Regions from separate parts of the Homo sapiens genome. Here region 2 is linked to region 1. Evidence: chromatin contacts called from ENCODE Hi-C or POLR2A ChIA-PET data. All regions are on one chromosome and are shown on one strand. Each heading gives the region's core, a stretch centred on a gene start or an enhancer-like site at or near the end of the contact. The rest is flanking DNA. Distances are from core to core; before and after follow the strand shown. Region 1 overlaps DRAXIN (dorsal inhibitory axon guidance protein). Region 2 has its middle 67 kb from the start of UBIAD1.

Evidence for each region. Hi-C counts contacts between places; a loop is a spot of excess contacts on that map. ChIA-PET counts read pairs that join two places held with the same protein, here RNA polymerase II (POLR2A). Pooled maps may share reads with other maps.
Region 2: a map of CD8-positive, alpha-beta T cell shows a loop between it and region 1 (32-fold over the local background). The contact joins two enhancer-like sites. A Hi-C loop is called at or near these places in 9 of 168 maps with a recorded cell type or tissue (B cell, CD4-positive, alpha-beta T cell, CD4-positive, alpha-beta memory T cell and 4 more), 12 of 37 single-sample maps with no recorded cell type and 20 of 50 pooled maps. POLR2A ChIA-PET finds 5 or more read pairs at or near these places in 1 of 52 experiments (activated naive CD4-positive, alpha-beta T cell).

The regions. Positions count from the first base shown.
Region 1 is chr1:11,715,636-11,723,019 of GRCh38, forward strand. It overlaps DRAXIN (dorsal inhibitory axon guidance protein), which reads left to right. Exons shown (of 7, transcript NM_198545.4): 7 at 3,949-7,384. The coding sequence ends at 4,061. Among named protein-coding and RNA genes, the nearest start is that of AGTRAP, 17 kb to the right of the region's middle. RefSeq lists an enhancer at 4,109-4,178. Within about 2 kb of position 3,761, at least 20 of the 41 ENCODE cell types and tissues checked have a DNase peak (open chromatin) inside an H3K27ac peak, as active enhancers do.
Region 2 is chr1:11,336,506-11,343,889 of GRCh38, forward strand. No RefSeq gene overlaps it. Among named protein-coding and RNA genes, the nearest start is that of UBIAD1, 67 kb to the left of the region's middle. RefSeq lists an enhancer at 7,100-7,384. Within about 2 kb of position 3,551, at least 2 of the 41 ENCODE cell types and tissues checked have a DNase peak (open chromatin) inside an H3K27ac peak, as active enhancers do.

The DNA of each region.
Region 1 (7,384 bases), core at 2,511-5,010:
TTTCCCAGCATGTCCCAGGGAAGGATGCACTTGCCCAGCTGCCTCTTCAACTCCTCCGTGCCCCCACCTCGCCTAAGTGTGCTGGGCTCTGTGCTGAGCACTTTTCTACTGAAATCCCCATGACCACCCCTAGAAAGGAGCTATGATGATCCGCACTGTACAAATAAGCCAACTGGGGCACAGAAAGCTTAATGATGCCCAAACTTACACAGCCAGGAAAGTGGGGGGAATAGTTTCAGGTTTTTGTTTTGTTTTGACAGGTTTTACTCTGTCACCCAGGCTGGAGTGCAGCAGTGCAGTTTTGGCTCACTGCAACCTCTGCTTCCCAGGCTTAGGTGATCCTCCCATCCCAGCCCTGCAGGTAGCTCTGACTACAGGCGCATGCCACCAGCCCAGCTAATTTTTGTATTTCTGGTAGAGGCAGAGTTTTGCCATGTTCCCTAGGCTGGTTTCAAACTCCTGACCTCAAGCGATCCACCTGTCTTGGCCTCCCAAAGTTCTGGGATTACAGGCATGAGCCACCACACCCAGCCAGTTTCAATTTTGTATTCTGCAAAGTTTCAAATATATACTAAAGTAGTTAGAATAGTCTAATGAGCGCCCATTTCTCATCACTCTGCTTCAATACCAACTCACGGCCAATCTGTGTCTATCATCTCTCACACACTTTCCTTATTCCGACATGATTTCTAAGCAACTCCTGGGAGCTTACAGGTATTTCACCTGTGAATATTTTAGTGTGTACCTCTGAAAGACAAGTACTCTTTTAAAAACAAAATGCCAAACATGAACGATAATTAATCAGTTCCATCCAATATCAAATCAGCATTCACACATCTCCTGGATGGGGGAATTGGGGCTCAGCCCCTCTGTGGACCTGAGATACATGCCCCGTTTTGCTCATATTAGCCTCAGAGAGTTATCTACCATGATCGTGCCACTGCACTCCGGCCTGGATGATGGAGCGAGACCCTGTCTTAAAAATGATGATAATACATCTTTTTCTTCCCAATTTTTAAAATTGTGGACTTTTAAATTTAATTTAATTATTTTTTGAGACAGGGTTTCACTCTGTCACCCAGGCTGGAGTGCAGTGGCGCAATCCCAGCTCTCTGTAGCTTTAACTCCCGGGCTCAAGGGATCCTCCCGCCTCGGCAATAAAGCTATGTAGTTCTGATTATTCACTCATCTAATCAGTTAAATATTTAGGGAGCACCTACTGCGTATCAGACATTGCTCTGGACACTGGGGGGTTCAGTAGTGAAAAGAACCAGCAAGTTCTGTGCCCATGAATTACATTCTAGTGATATGAGCAGACAACAATCAAATACATAGATAGTATGTCTTTAGAAAATAATAAGGGCTATGGCCGAGCATGGTGGCTCATGCCTGTAATCCTAGCACTTTGGGAGGCCGAGGCAGGAGGATCACTTGAGGTCAGGAGTGAGACCAGCCTGGCCAACATGGTGAAACCCTGTCTCTACTAAAAATACAAAAATTAGATGGGCATGGTGGCACTTGCCTGTAATTCCAGCTACTCGGGAGCCTGAGGCATGAGAATCGCTTGAACCCGGGAGGCAGAGATTGCAGTGAGCCGAGATCCTGCCATTGCACTCCAGCCTGGGTGACTGAGTGAGACTCTGTCTCAAAAAGAAAAAAAAAGTAAGTAATAAGGGCTATAAAGATAATAATATGATAATGAGTCCTACAGTTGTTTTAGAAAGGGTAGACAGAAGTGGGCATTGGAGGCCAGGGGAGTGGTTCATGCCTGTAATCTCAGCACTTTGGGAGGCCAAGGCGGGCAGATCATGAGGTCAGGAGTTTGAGACCAGCCTGACCAACATGGTGAAATCCCATCTCTACTAAAAATACAAAAATTAGCCGGGTGTGGTGACGCGCACCTGTAATCCCAGCTACTCAGGAGGCTGAGGCAGGAGAATCTCTTGAAACCAGGAGGCGGAGGTTGCAGTGAGCTGAGATCGTGCCTCTGCACTCCAGCCTGGGCAACAGAGAGAGACTCCGTCTCAAAAAAAAAAAAAGAAAGGGTAGACAGAAGTGGGCATTGGAGGCCAGGCGGGGTGGTTCATGCCTGTAATCCCAGCATTTTGGGAGGCCAAGGCAGGTGGATCCTTGAGCCCGGAGTTGGAGACCAGCCTTGGCAAGGTAGAGAGACACTGTCTCTACCAAAAATACAAAAAAAAAAAAAAAAATTAGCCGGGTGTGGTGGCGCACACCCATAGTACCAGCTACTTGGGAGGCTGAAGTGGGGAGGATCACTTGAGCCCAGGAGGCAGAGATTGCAGTGAGCCGAGATCTTGCCATGCCACTGCACTCCAGTCCAGGCAACAGAGCAAGACCCTGTCTCAAAAAAAAAAAAAAAAAGGGAGGCCCGGCACGGTGGCTCATGCCTGTAATCCCATCACTTTGGGAGGCGGAGGTGGGCAGATCACTTGAGGCCAGGAGTTCAAGACCAGCCTGGCCAACATGGTGAAACCCCATCTCTGCTAAAAAAAAAAAAAAAAAATACAAAATTAGCTGGGTGTGGTGGCGCATGCCTGTAATCCCAGCTACTCGAGAGGCTGAGGCAGGAGAATCACTTGAACCCAGGAGGCAGAGGTTTCATAAGCCAAGATGGTGCCGCTGCACTCCAGCCTGGGTGACAAGAGCAAAACTCCATCTCAAAAAAAAAAAAAAAAAAAGCAATGGCTCTCCATAGGATGTTTTACAGGGAAGGGCAGAATTTGAGCCACTTAAAAAAAAATTTAATAACCTTTTTCCTTTCCAATTTTCAAGATTATAGACTTTTTAATTGAATTTATCTGTGTATTTTATTTTTTAATTTTTTTGAGACAGAGTCTCACTCTGTTACCCAGGCTGAACTACAGTGGTGCAACCAAGGCGCACTGCAGCCTGGAACTCCTGGGCTCAAAGGATCCTCTCATGTTAGCCCCTCCTTCCTATAGTTGGGACTACAGGTGTATGCCACAATGCCTGGCTAATTTTTACATTTTTTGTAGAGATAGGGTCTCCCTATGTTGCTTAGGCTGGTCTGGAACTACTGGGCTCAAGCGATCCTCCCACCTCAGCCTCTCAAAGTGCTGGGATTACGGGTGTGAGCCACCGTACCCTGTGGACTTTATTTTTAGAGCAGTTTTCTAGAAAAATTTCACAGAATGTGGTTCTCATATACCTGCTTTGCCCCTGCATGCAGTTTCTCCTATTAATAACATCTTGCAATCATGTGGTAGATTTGTTTGTTTGTTTGTTTGTTTGTTTGTTTTCTGAGAGGGAGTCTAGCTCTGTCGCCCCAGCTGGAGTGCAGTGGCATGATCTTGGCTCACTGCAAGCTCCACCTCCCGGGTTCATGTGATTCTCCTGCCTCAGCCTCCCAAGTAACGGGGATTACAGGCACCCACCACCATGCCCGGGTAGTTTTTGTATTTTTTTAAGTAGAGACGGGGTTTCACCATGTTGGCCAGGCTGGTCTCAAACTCCTGACCTCAAGTGATCCACCTGCCTCGGCCTTACAAAGCGCTGGGATTATAGGCGTGAGCCACCGTGCCCGGCCTCTCTTGGTACATTTGTTGCTTGACAAACCAATAGTGATGTATTATTATTACTAACTGAAGTCAACGTAAGTTATAGTTCACTGTGCGGTGCATTCTGTGGGTTTTGACAAATGCATGCCATGTCCCACCATTACGTGTCACACAGAATATGTTCACCGCCCCGACCGCCCTGAGTCTTCTCTGTTCTCCTTCCGTGTTCATTCCTCCCCTCTTCCGGGTTCGTGTCTTTTAAGCTCATTGGGGCTGCCGTGAGGAAGCTGGGTTGTAGGGCAGAATAATGAAGGCAGGAGGGAGCTGGCTGGCCCCGAGCGTGCAGGGGAAGGAAGGGGAGGGCACGGGCCCTTCGCGCCTCTGACCCCCCTTGCCTCCACTCGCCCAGGGCTGCGCTGCTATGCCAAATTCCACCGGAACCGCAGGGTTACACGGAGGAAAGGGCGCTGTGTGGAGCCCGAGACGGCCAACGGCGACCAGGGATCCTTCATCAACGTCTAGCGGCCCCGCGGGACTGGGGACTGAGCCCAGGAGGTTTGCACAAGCCGGGCGATTTGTTTGTAACTAGCAGTGGGAGATCAAGTTGGGGAACAGATGGCTGAGGCTGCAGACTCAGGCCCAGGACACTCAACCCCAGGAGGGGAGCCGCTCGGCGAATGAGCTGGGTGGGTGCCCAGGAGCCGGCCCGCAGCACCTGCACACACGAAGTCCGGACCCACGCAGCCTCCATCCCGCGTGTCTTGCTCTCCGCGATGGCAATGCCGAGAGTGCCCTCTACTGTCCGACTCCAGCACTGCAACAGCTTCAAGTTCAAAACCAAGAGGCGTTTTTGAGAGTGGAAAAGAAATTTAAACTTCCCGAAAGAAGGTCCACCATCAGGAGATGAATATGGAACATCTCCTATGTACCAGGCACTGTGCTAAGTGCTGGAATACATTATCTCATTGAATTATCACAACGACCTTTTCAAGTAGGCATTATCACCATGCGACAGGTTGAGGACCGTGAGGCACGCTGGAGTTATTTGACTCGACTTGCCCAGGGTCCCAGGTCAGTGCTCCTCAAACCTGAACATGCTAAGAGTCACCTGGAGGTCCAGTTAAAAATGTACATCTGGCCGGGCGCGGCGGCTCACGCTTGTAATCCCAGCACTTTGGGAGGCCAAGGCGGGTGGCTCACCTGAGGTCAGGAGTTCGAGACCAGCCTGGCCAACATGGGGAAACCCCGTCTCTATTAAAAATACAAAAATTAGGCCAGGCGCGGTGGTGCACACCTGTAATCCCAGCTACTCGGAGGCTGAGGCACCAGAATCGCTTGAACTTGGGAGGCAGAGGTTGCAGTGAGCAGAGATCGTGCCACTGCACTCCAGCCTGGGGGACAAGAGTGAAACTCCATCTCAAAAAAAAAAAAAAAAAAAAGCACATCTGACTCAGTGGGCTCTGTGCTCTAACAAGCTCCCAGGGAACGCGAGGCTGCTGGCCCAGGGACCCACTGAGAGGTCCTGGGAAGTACATGGCAGAGCAAGGACATGAACCTGGGCCAAGGCTGTCCAGCTCCAAGGCCCACGTTCTTGCTGCTCCACAGCCAAGAATTTCTTCCAGATTCTCTAAGGCTTTTGGCAAGAGAGGCTCACACCCTGGTATTCCCTTCCTCTGTGGCTGGAATAACTTGACTGTTCTCTGCCTTCCCTGGATAAAGGTGTATCATGTTTAAAAACAAAACAAAATACAACTTAAGCACATACTTGCTTGCAGGAATAAGTTGGGCAGGTTGATCCCTGTGGTCTAGTAGCTGATATCCTGGGATAAGAAGTGTTTGGGGAAAAGAATCATGTTGGCCTTTATGTCCCTGTGGTCCTGATCATCCAGTCCTGGACAGGCACTTTACAGTTTTCTGGAGCACTTCCCCCCCAGGGGTTCTGATGCAAGCATGGAATCCAAAAAAACCCCACACATATTGCCCATGTTTACCCACTTTGCATACTGTTTAGTGATTTCCAGGACCACAAAACCATCCCTGGAACCCCACCCCACATTTTTGCAGCAGAGCCCACTGGGAAGTTGAGGCTCACCTGAAATTGAGGTGCTATCTGAAGCTAACTGCCCCTAACAGGCCAGACTCACAATGCCCACCCAGGACATCTGTCCCAGCAGATCTGGCTTCAGGGGTCACTTCAGGAGAACCATTTAAATCCCCCCACTTGGCATCTCACTCCTGGCCAACCCTCTGTTCCAGGGCGAACCAGGTTGCAAATGACAAAAGACTTTCCTGGCCAAATTCCTCACTGGCCTGGATCACGCCCATAAGATGCCAGAGATGTTTACTGCGTTGGAAAAATCAGTCGGGGTCAGGGGTCAGGCACCAAGGAAAGCAGGCAGATCTAGAAGAAATTAAATATGCTTGTTCTCTCCCTATCCAAGTTTGATGGGCATGGGAACCTTGTGGGGAGGGAGCAGGGAGGGCAGGGGAACTGGGAGATCAAAGCAGGCTAGCTGAAAGGCAGATATGGCTAGACACAATGGCTCATGCCTGTAATCCCAGCACTTTGGGAGGCTGAGGTGGGCGGACCACCTCAGGTCAGGAGTTTGAGACCAGCCTGGCCAACATGGCAAAACCCGGTCTCTACCAAATATACAAAAATTAAGGCTGGGCACGAGGGCTCATGTCTGACATCCCAGCACTCTGGGAGGCCGAGGTAGGCAGATCACTTGAAGTAAGGCGTTCGAGAACAGCCTGACCAACATGGTGAAACCCCATCTCTACTAAAAATACAAAAATTAGCCAGGCATGGTGGCAGGTGCCTGTAATCCCAGCTACTCAGGAGGCTCAGGCGGGAGAATCACTTGAACCCAGGAGGCGGAGGTTGCGGTGAGCCAAGATCACGCCATTGCACTCCAGCCTGGGCGACAGAGTGAGACTCCAAAAATATAAAACACTTAAAAATGTAAAAAGGCAGATCTGCCAGCAGCTTCGTACTTGAGACCAGACAACCCACACATGCTGTGTGTGCCTCACATTAAGTGGTGACTCGGGACTGTGCTGGCTCTGTGGGGCTAGAACCCTAAGGAGTACCGCCGGAAGAAAGCCCAGCATTACTATGGCTGGGGGACAGCTGTTAGATGGTCCTAGGACATCAGCCATGGAGAACACAGAGGGTCAGGACAAAGCTAAAATGCCCATAGAACTGCCACTGGTTGCCAGGGTAGTTCCATGGTTGGAAATTCAAGGCCCGTCTCTTTGCCCTAGCTATCTCTATTTGACATTTCCAAAGAGGGATGGGTGGATGGAACCTCTTAACTCCAGAGCTGGGAATCCCAAAGCCCTCTCAAGTGTCTAACCAACCTCTCTGCCAGGAAGTTCTTCCTTAGGTCTATCTTAAATTTATTTTGCTCATACAGAAGCCAGTTTCCTCTAATCCAGGGTTTAGCAAACTTTTACTGTGAGGAGCCAAATAAACATTTTAGGATTTGCAAGCCATCTGATCTCCACCAGCTACTCAGCTCTGCCGTAGCTCGAAGCAGCCACAGAGAGTGTGTAAATGAATTCATGGCTATGCTCCAGGAAAACTATTTCTGGACACACATGTGAATTCTGTATACTTTTCACATGTCACAAAATATTATTCTCTCTTTCCTTTTTTTTTTTTTTGGAGATGGAGTTTTGCTCTGCTGCCCAGGCTGGAATGCAGTGGCTCAGTCTCAGCTCACTGCAACCTCTTCATCCCAGGTTCAAGCAATTCTCCTGCCTCAGCCTCCCAAGTAGCTGTGACTACAGGCATGTGCCACCACACCTGGTTAATTTTTGTATTTTTAGTAGAGATAAGG
Region 2 (7,384 bases), core at 2,301-4,800, 380 kb before region 1:
GCCCAGGAGTTCAAGGCCATAGTGAGCTATGATCATGCCACTGTACTTCAGCCGAGGCAGCAGAGTGATACCATATCTCAAAACAAAACAAAACAAAGCAAAAACCCAACAACAAAACAGCAGGCCCCAAGGAAGCCTGTGGCAGGGGCCTGAGGGGTGGTGCAGGTAGGGTTGGTGGGGTTTTCCTGGGTCATGCCTCTAACTAGATAATAATGATGCCTGTCTCATTGCGGTGCGGTGGGAATACAATGTGCCTATAGTATATATGTAGCGCATACTGTATATGCAGTGTATACAGTGCACATATAGTGCATTTACAGTGGACATCTAGTGCATATATGGTGTATACGTAGCGTATATATAGTGCACGTGCTGTAGTGTATATATCGTGCATATGTAGTGTACGTGTAGTGAATATACAGCGCATATATAGTACATATGTGGTGCACATATAGTGTGCATATATGGTACATAGTGCACATAGTGTACATGAAACATATGTACACGAAACATATACACACGTGCACTACATTACACGTGTGAATTACATTACACATCTATCATATATGTGGTGTACATGTAGTGGACATATAGTGCCTATGTAGCATATGAATATGTAGTGAATATATAGTGCATATAGAGTATCTATGCAGTGCATATACATGCACTATATATAACTATACGTGCATTTACACATACACTATATGTGCACTATATATTCACTACATAGGCAATCTATATGCACTTTATATTCACATATATACACTATATGTGCATTACATGTACACTACATTACACTACGCCACATTACATTACACGTGCATTACATTACACATATATATGGTCTATGTGGTGTACATGTAGTGCACATATAGTGTATATATAGTGCATATGTATATATAGTATATATACTATATATACATAGTGCATATGTAGTTTACATGTAGTGAGTAAACTGCATATATAGTACATATGTAATGCATATATATAGTGCATGTATAGTACCTATATCGTACATGTGGTGGACATGTAGGGCACATATGGCATATATAGCGTGTATATATAGTGCACGTGTGGCGCATATGTGGTGCATACACTGCATATGTAGTATATATACATACAGTGCTCAGGGACGATGCGCCTCCTGCCTGGGTTCCAGGGGCAGGCACTCTCATCTCCTCTCAGGCCCCCAGGGGGCGCACCTCCCCCCGGCCGGACGTGTTCAGGCAGCGGCTTCCCTTCAGCCCCCATGCAAGCAGGTGCTTTTTATTTAGACTGATTTATTATTGGAACAACTTGAATCAGCTTCAAAGTAAGTTAAATGAGAAGAGATCTTCACCCCTAGTCTCATAAATCAAGGGGTATTCAAAGAAAAGGGAAAACAAATCACAGAAGCCTGGAAACAGATGGGCTTTCGTGGCCTTGTATTCCTGGCCTCTCTCCTAGGGCGCGCTGGGAACCAGTCTTTCTTTCCTTCCTTCACCTGAAGAGCCTGGGTCGAAAGCTGTGCTCCTTCCCCCCTCCTCCCCCTCTTTCACCTCCTCCTCCTCCTCCCTCTCCTCCCCCTCCTCCCTCTCCTCCCCCTCCTTCCCCTCCCCTCCTCCTCCCCTACCTCCTCCTCCTCCCCCACCTCCTCCTCCTCCCCCTTCTCCTCTTCTCCCCCCCCTTCTCCTCCTTCTCCCCTCCTCCTCCTCCCTCTCCCCCTCTTTCACCTCCCCCTTCTCCTCTTCCTCCTCCTCGTCCTCCCTTTCACGGTCGCCAGGGAGAGGCTGGTGTCCCCATAGCGAGGGCTGGATTTAAGTTGAGACAAATTATCCTTCTCCCTTACGCAGTGCACATGCCCAGAGCCCCTTTCTAGCCTCAGGGCTCCTGGTGCCCTGTGGGGCAGGGGAATGTCTCCGGGCAGTGTGGTTTGGGGTTGGGAGTTGGAAGGACTGTGGTTCCTGGATGACTGTGGAGAGATGTGAATTTGGGAGTCTGGTTGTGAGGCCATCTGAGGCTGCCCAGTGTGTGGCTGTTGTGCTTTGTGTCCCTGTGTGTATGTCCTTGTGTGTATGTGTGTCCCCTTGTGTGTCCCCGTGTATGTGTGTGTCCCTGTGTGTGTCCCCATATGTGTCTGTGTGTGTATGTGTGTGTGTCCCCGTGTGGGTATGCGTGCGTGTATGTGTGTGTCTCCGTGTGTGTGTGTATGCACACAAAAGCAGCTGAGCATTCCTCAGGCCTGGCCTGGAATTTCAGATCCACTCTGGATGAAAGTTGCTGCTGGCTGCCTCTTCTGTTCCCCTAACTATGGGCACTGCCTTTTCCTTATGCCAAGCTGCCCGCAGCTGAGAGCAATGCAGGGTCTCCCTCTCTGCACAGCAAATTCTGGCTGGGGACTCCACTCTCCTGCTCCACAGGCCACCTGGACGCACTGCCCAGGGCCACGGGAGGGACACCTGCAGCGGATGGACATCAAAAACTAAGGTCAATGGCCGGGTGCAGTGGCTCATGCCTGTAATCCCAGCACTTAGGGAGGCTGAGGCAGGAGGATCACCTGAGGTCAGGAGTTCAAGACCAGCCTGGCCAACACGGTGAAACCCGTCTCTACTAACAATGCAAAAATTAGCCAGGTGTGGTGGTGGACACCTGTAATCCCAGCTACTCAGGAGGCTGAGGCAGGAGAATCACTTGAACCTGAGAGGTGGAGGTTGCAGTGAGCCGAGACTGAGCCACTACACTCCAGCCTGGGTGAGAGGGAGAGACTGTCTCAAAAAAAAAAAAAAAAGAAACTAAGGTCAATCGCCAATGAACAATGAGACAGCGTGGGGGTGAGACGGGAGGACACACCGGGAGGGGCGCAAGAAATGCCAGAGGCAGGAGACAGATGGGTCCAAGGGCCAGAGAGCCTGCTCCAGTGGCTCCTCGGAGTGAGATGGGTCAGAGAGGGAGGCAGGAGACCAGAAAATACCAAGGAAGAAAAATCTAAGGTAAGGGAGACCAAGAAAGAAAGAAGAAGGAGTCAGACGTGCAGCTGCAGGGACAAAGACACATAAACCGGGGGTGAGAGAGACAGAGTGAGAGTTGCCTCCAGCTGGGGCTGGGTGGGGAACTTAGTTCCCACCAGGGTTGTGGACTTGGGAGCTTGCTTGCGGGGAGGAGGGCTAATTGGCGATTTCATCCAGGTCCTCCAGAACGTCTGCAGAAAAACAAACCCGCTAAACATCTCTCACCGTCTGTCATCTTCATTTTGCTTTTGTCTTCAGAATAAAGAGAATCTGAAACTCCCTAGGAGAAGCGGCTCCAGCGGCTCTCAGGCTGTCTCCCGTTCTGCTCCTTCTTCATGCTTTTCTGGTTGGAGTCTTTGTTCCGCAGCTTCTTGCCCTGGTTCAGGCTGGCGGCTGCTCTGACCCGGCGTGCTGGGGTCTCCATCCCCATCTCTGTCACACTGTGGTCTGGAGTGTCTGGGTCTCTTGCTCCCCTCCCCCTCCCCCCAGGCTCAGCCTGAGCCACCCCACCCCCCTTGGCCCGCGTGGCCGCTGCTGATCCTTGCTACTCCCAGCTGTCTCCGTGGCTCAGCCTGCAGATTGACAGGGCCCATAAATCACCGTGGCAAGGCAGGGCCCTGGGAAAGGAACACGGGGCCAGGTGCTGACAGGGCTGGCCTTGGGAGCTGGGGCTTTCGGCTTTCTGGTGAATCGCTGGGGCGTGGAGCCTGTGGCTTCTCTCCCAGCTAAATGGAGCATTTTGGTTGCAGTGCCTGTGTCTCCTGCCGATTTTCTCCAGCTCCCTGGAAGGTGGGACAAGAAGAAATAGGTTGAATGTGAAGCAAGTGGGATTCGGGTTAGACTGAAAAGAAGAATTTGCAGTGATGAGGCTTAACTTTGGAAAGAGGAAACACTGGGATGGGAAATGGTGAAACCCCTTGGCAAGGAGTTGGTAAAATCTGGATGGATTCTGTCTGATGATTTATAGTGCTGCCTGGAGACAGGGGAATGAAACATATGATCCACTCGACACAGAAGCCTTTGCTTTGTTTGAGGGGAGCCCGGGGGCCAGGAGAGCAAAGAAGTTACCAGTGGGGGCTTGGGGAACATGCAGCTCCCCTCCTGACCTGCTGTGTGATCCTGAGCAAGTGACTCAACCTGGCTGGTCTCTATCTGTAAAATGGGGATAGTCCCACTTCGTAGACTTACCATGAAGCTTAAAGGGCAGTGTATGCAAAGGGCTCTGCACAGTGCTTGGCACAGAGAACTTTTAATAAAGCACAGTTATAGGCCAGGCATGGTGGCTCATGCCTGTAATCCCAGCACTTTGGGAGGCCAAGTTGGGTGGATCATCTGAGGTCAGGAGTTCAAGACCAGCTTGGCCAACATGGAGAAACCCCGTCTACTAAAAATACATTAGCTGGGTATGTTGGCGCATGCCTGTAATCCCAGCTACTCGGGAGGCTGAGGCAGGAGAATCTCTTGAATCCGGGAGGTGGAGGTTGCAGTGAGCCATCATCACATCATTGCTCTCCAGCCTAGGTGACAGAGTAAGACTCTGTCTCAAAAAAAAAAAAAAAAAGCAGTTATTATTATCGGGCAAGATACTCAGCCTTTCTAAACCTCAGTATCTTAATTCATAAAATCCTAACCCTCACTTAATCATTCAACACACACCTGGAGAGCCCCAATCATGTGCCAGACCGCATCCCAGGCTCTGGGGATGTAGCAGTTCACATAGCAGACACAATTCCTATCCTTGCAGAACTAACATTCTAATTAGAGGGAAGGGAGAGAGGCAAACAAGAAACAAATAGATGTGCTATGAGAAAATAAAGCCGAATAAGGGGCATAAAGAGTGATGGCTGGTGCAGTGGCTCACGCCAGTGCTTTGGGAGTCCAAGGCAGGAGGATCGCTTGAGGCCATGAGTTTAAGACCAGCCTGGGTAACATAGTGAGATCCTGTCTCTACAAAAAATTAAAAACTTAGCTGGGCATGGTGGTGTGTGGCTGTAGTCCCAGCTACTTGGGAGGCTGAGACAGGGGGATTGCGTGAGTCCAGCAAGTCAAGGTTGCAGTGAGCCGTGATTGCACCATTGCACCCCAGCCTGGGCAACTTAGAGTGAGACTCCATCTCTTTTTAAAAAAAAGTGAGAGATAGAAGAGGCTATTTTATATAAGGTGTCCAGACAGGCTGCTCTGATAATATTTCAGCAGAAACTTTCATGAAGTGAAGGAGTGAGCTGATAGGGGATATAAGGGTGGAGCATGCAGGCAGTGGGAACAGTGATTGCAAAGGCCCTGAGGCAGGTGAGTGTGGTTGGATTGGAGCCCAGGTGGGGAGAGTGGGCGGAGAAGCCATTGAAGAGGAAACACATAGTTCATTGTAAAGGCTTATCTATTGGCCCACGCGGCGCTCTTGCAGAATTTTGCTAGTGGAGTTCACCTGCCCTGGGAGGCCCTTTGGTTCCAGCATCCTGGGTGAACTGGATCTCCTGCCACTCCTACCTGTTCAGGACCTAGAGAACAGCAAGCCCGAGGCTCCATCTCCTGTTTACCGCTGGCTGTTCTGCTCTGTTTCTGATCCATGGCATGCAGCCATGACTTTATAACTTACAAAATCCTTTATTGCCATAAGTGGAGAGGAGTTTCATGCATGCAAACTTGTCCCAACCTGGCAGCTTCATCTTCATTTTGTAAATGTTGCAATGAAACTCCAGGAGGTTCTGTGCTTGCTGGAGGCGTATGGGCCATATGGTGTGGAGGAAGGGCTGTAGTTGACCACTGCTTTATAAGCAGCTTTGTAAACGTATATATTTCAAGATGACACACACATACACACACACACCCCAGTCCCAGAGTGACACAATCATAGGGCCATTGCCAGAGCAATCATGAGTACTGAAAAAGTGAACACATGGCCTCTGCACACCAGGTCCCAGGCCGCAGCTGTGGCAGACATCCCTAATCAATCACAGGACTCCTTCGTGCTGAGCCCAGATGCAACCTCAGAATCCTGGAAAGCCCATATGGGGTTGATTTATAAAAGGAAGCATTGGCCATTTTTGCTGCAGGGGCAAGCTGTCCTGGGGGGCCTTTCCTGGGGGATAGGGAACAGCATTGGCCTAATCTCGGGTCTTGGAACCCTGTTCTTGAACCCTTGGCAGCATTCTCTGCCGGATTTATAAAGTGACTGCAGCTCTGGAACATGAGACAAAATTAGTGCAGCCTCAGAGAGCGCTGTCTCGAAATTGGCTTTCCAGCGAGCGGCTGGGTCTCCTACTCTCCCCACAGGTGGGGCTGTTTGAGTCCCTGGTAGGATTTGTTCCAGCTGCCAGACATGGATTAGGCTTTTGACTGTTGAACCCAGACAAGGGGACCAGCTGTTTAATGAGCTGGAGGAGGAAGTGGCTCCTGAAAGCAAGTCCTTTTCTTGGCTCAGGCATGCAGATCAGACATGGAACCAGGAAAGCTGCCTCGCCAAGCTTGGTAACCAGAGGGAAATGAATGATAGTGATCTGACAGGGAAGGATAAGGACAGGGGAGAAGAGGGGAGGTGGGGAGAGGAGCAGGAGGGGAGGAGCCAGGAGGGAAATCATGGACCAGCCTTTGCCTAGACCCCAGGGCTCTGCTGCAGGCTCCACTCCTCTTGGCTTCTTTTGCTATCAGAATCATTGTGCCTTGGATCCTGGAGATCCCGAGGCATGTAGATGATCTAGGGGTAGGCTAGATACAGATTTACATTGATACCTGGAGACAGGATAACCTGGGTTCAAATTCCTGTTCCTCATTGACTTGCCTCCGTTTCCTCATCTACAAAATGGGCTTCGTGTTTCCATGAGCAGGGGCGTAATGCTCTCAGACTTCCCCACCCTGTCACATTCTGCCATTCAGCTTTTGGTAGATGTTCAAACTGCCATTTGGACCTTTATCCATGGGATTTCAGTGTCTCTCTCTTGATTGGATCTGAACTTGGTGGAGGAGGTGGTGGGTTTATTCATTAGAACCCACTGAACATTAATGGCACCCACCCACGTGTTTGATGTGACGATTAAGCAGGTGAAGGTGTTTGTAGCTGCTTGTATCCTCCATGTCTAGATATATAGCTAATCCATACCTGTGCATATCTATACCTATCAATACACACTGGGGCCCAGCACAGATCGGTGCTTAGTTTGTTTGCTTTTTGAGACAGTGTCTTGCTCTGTTGCCCAGGCTGGAGTGCAGCGGCATGATCTTGGCTCACTGCAACCTCCACCTCCCAGGTTCAAGCAATTCTCATGCCTCAGCTTCCTGAGTAGCTGGGATTGCAGGTGCCTGACACCAGGCCTGGCTTGTTTTTTTTTTTTTTTTTTTTAGTAGAGACAGGGCTTCACCATGTTGCCAGGTTGGTCTCGAACTCCTGGCCTCAAGCAATC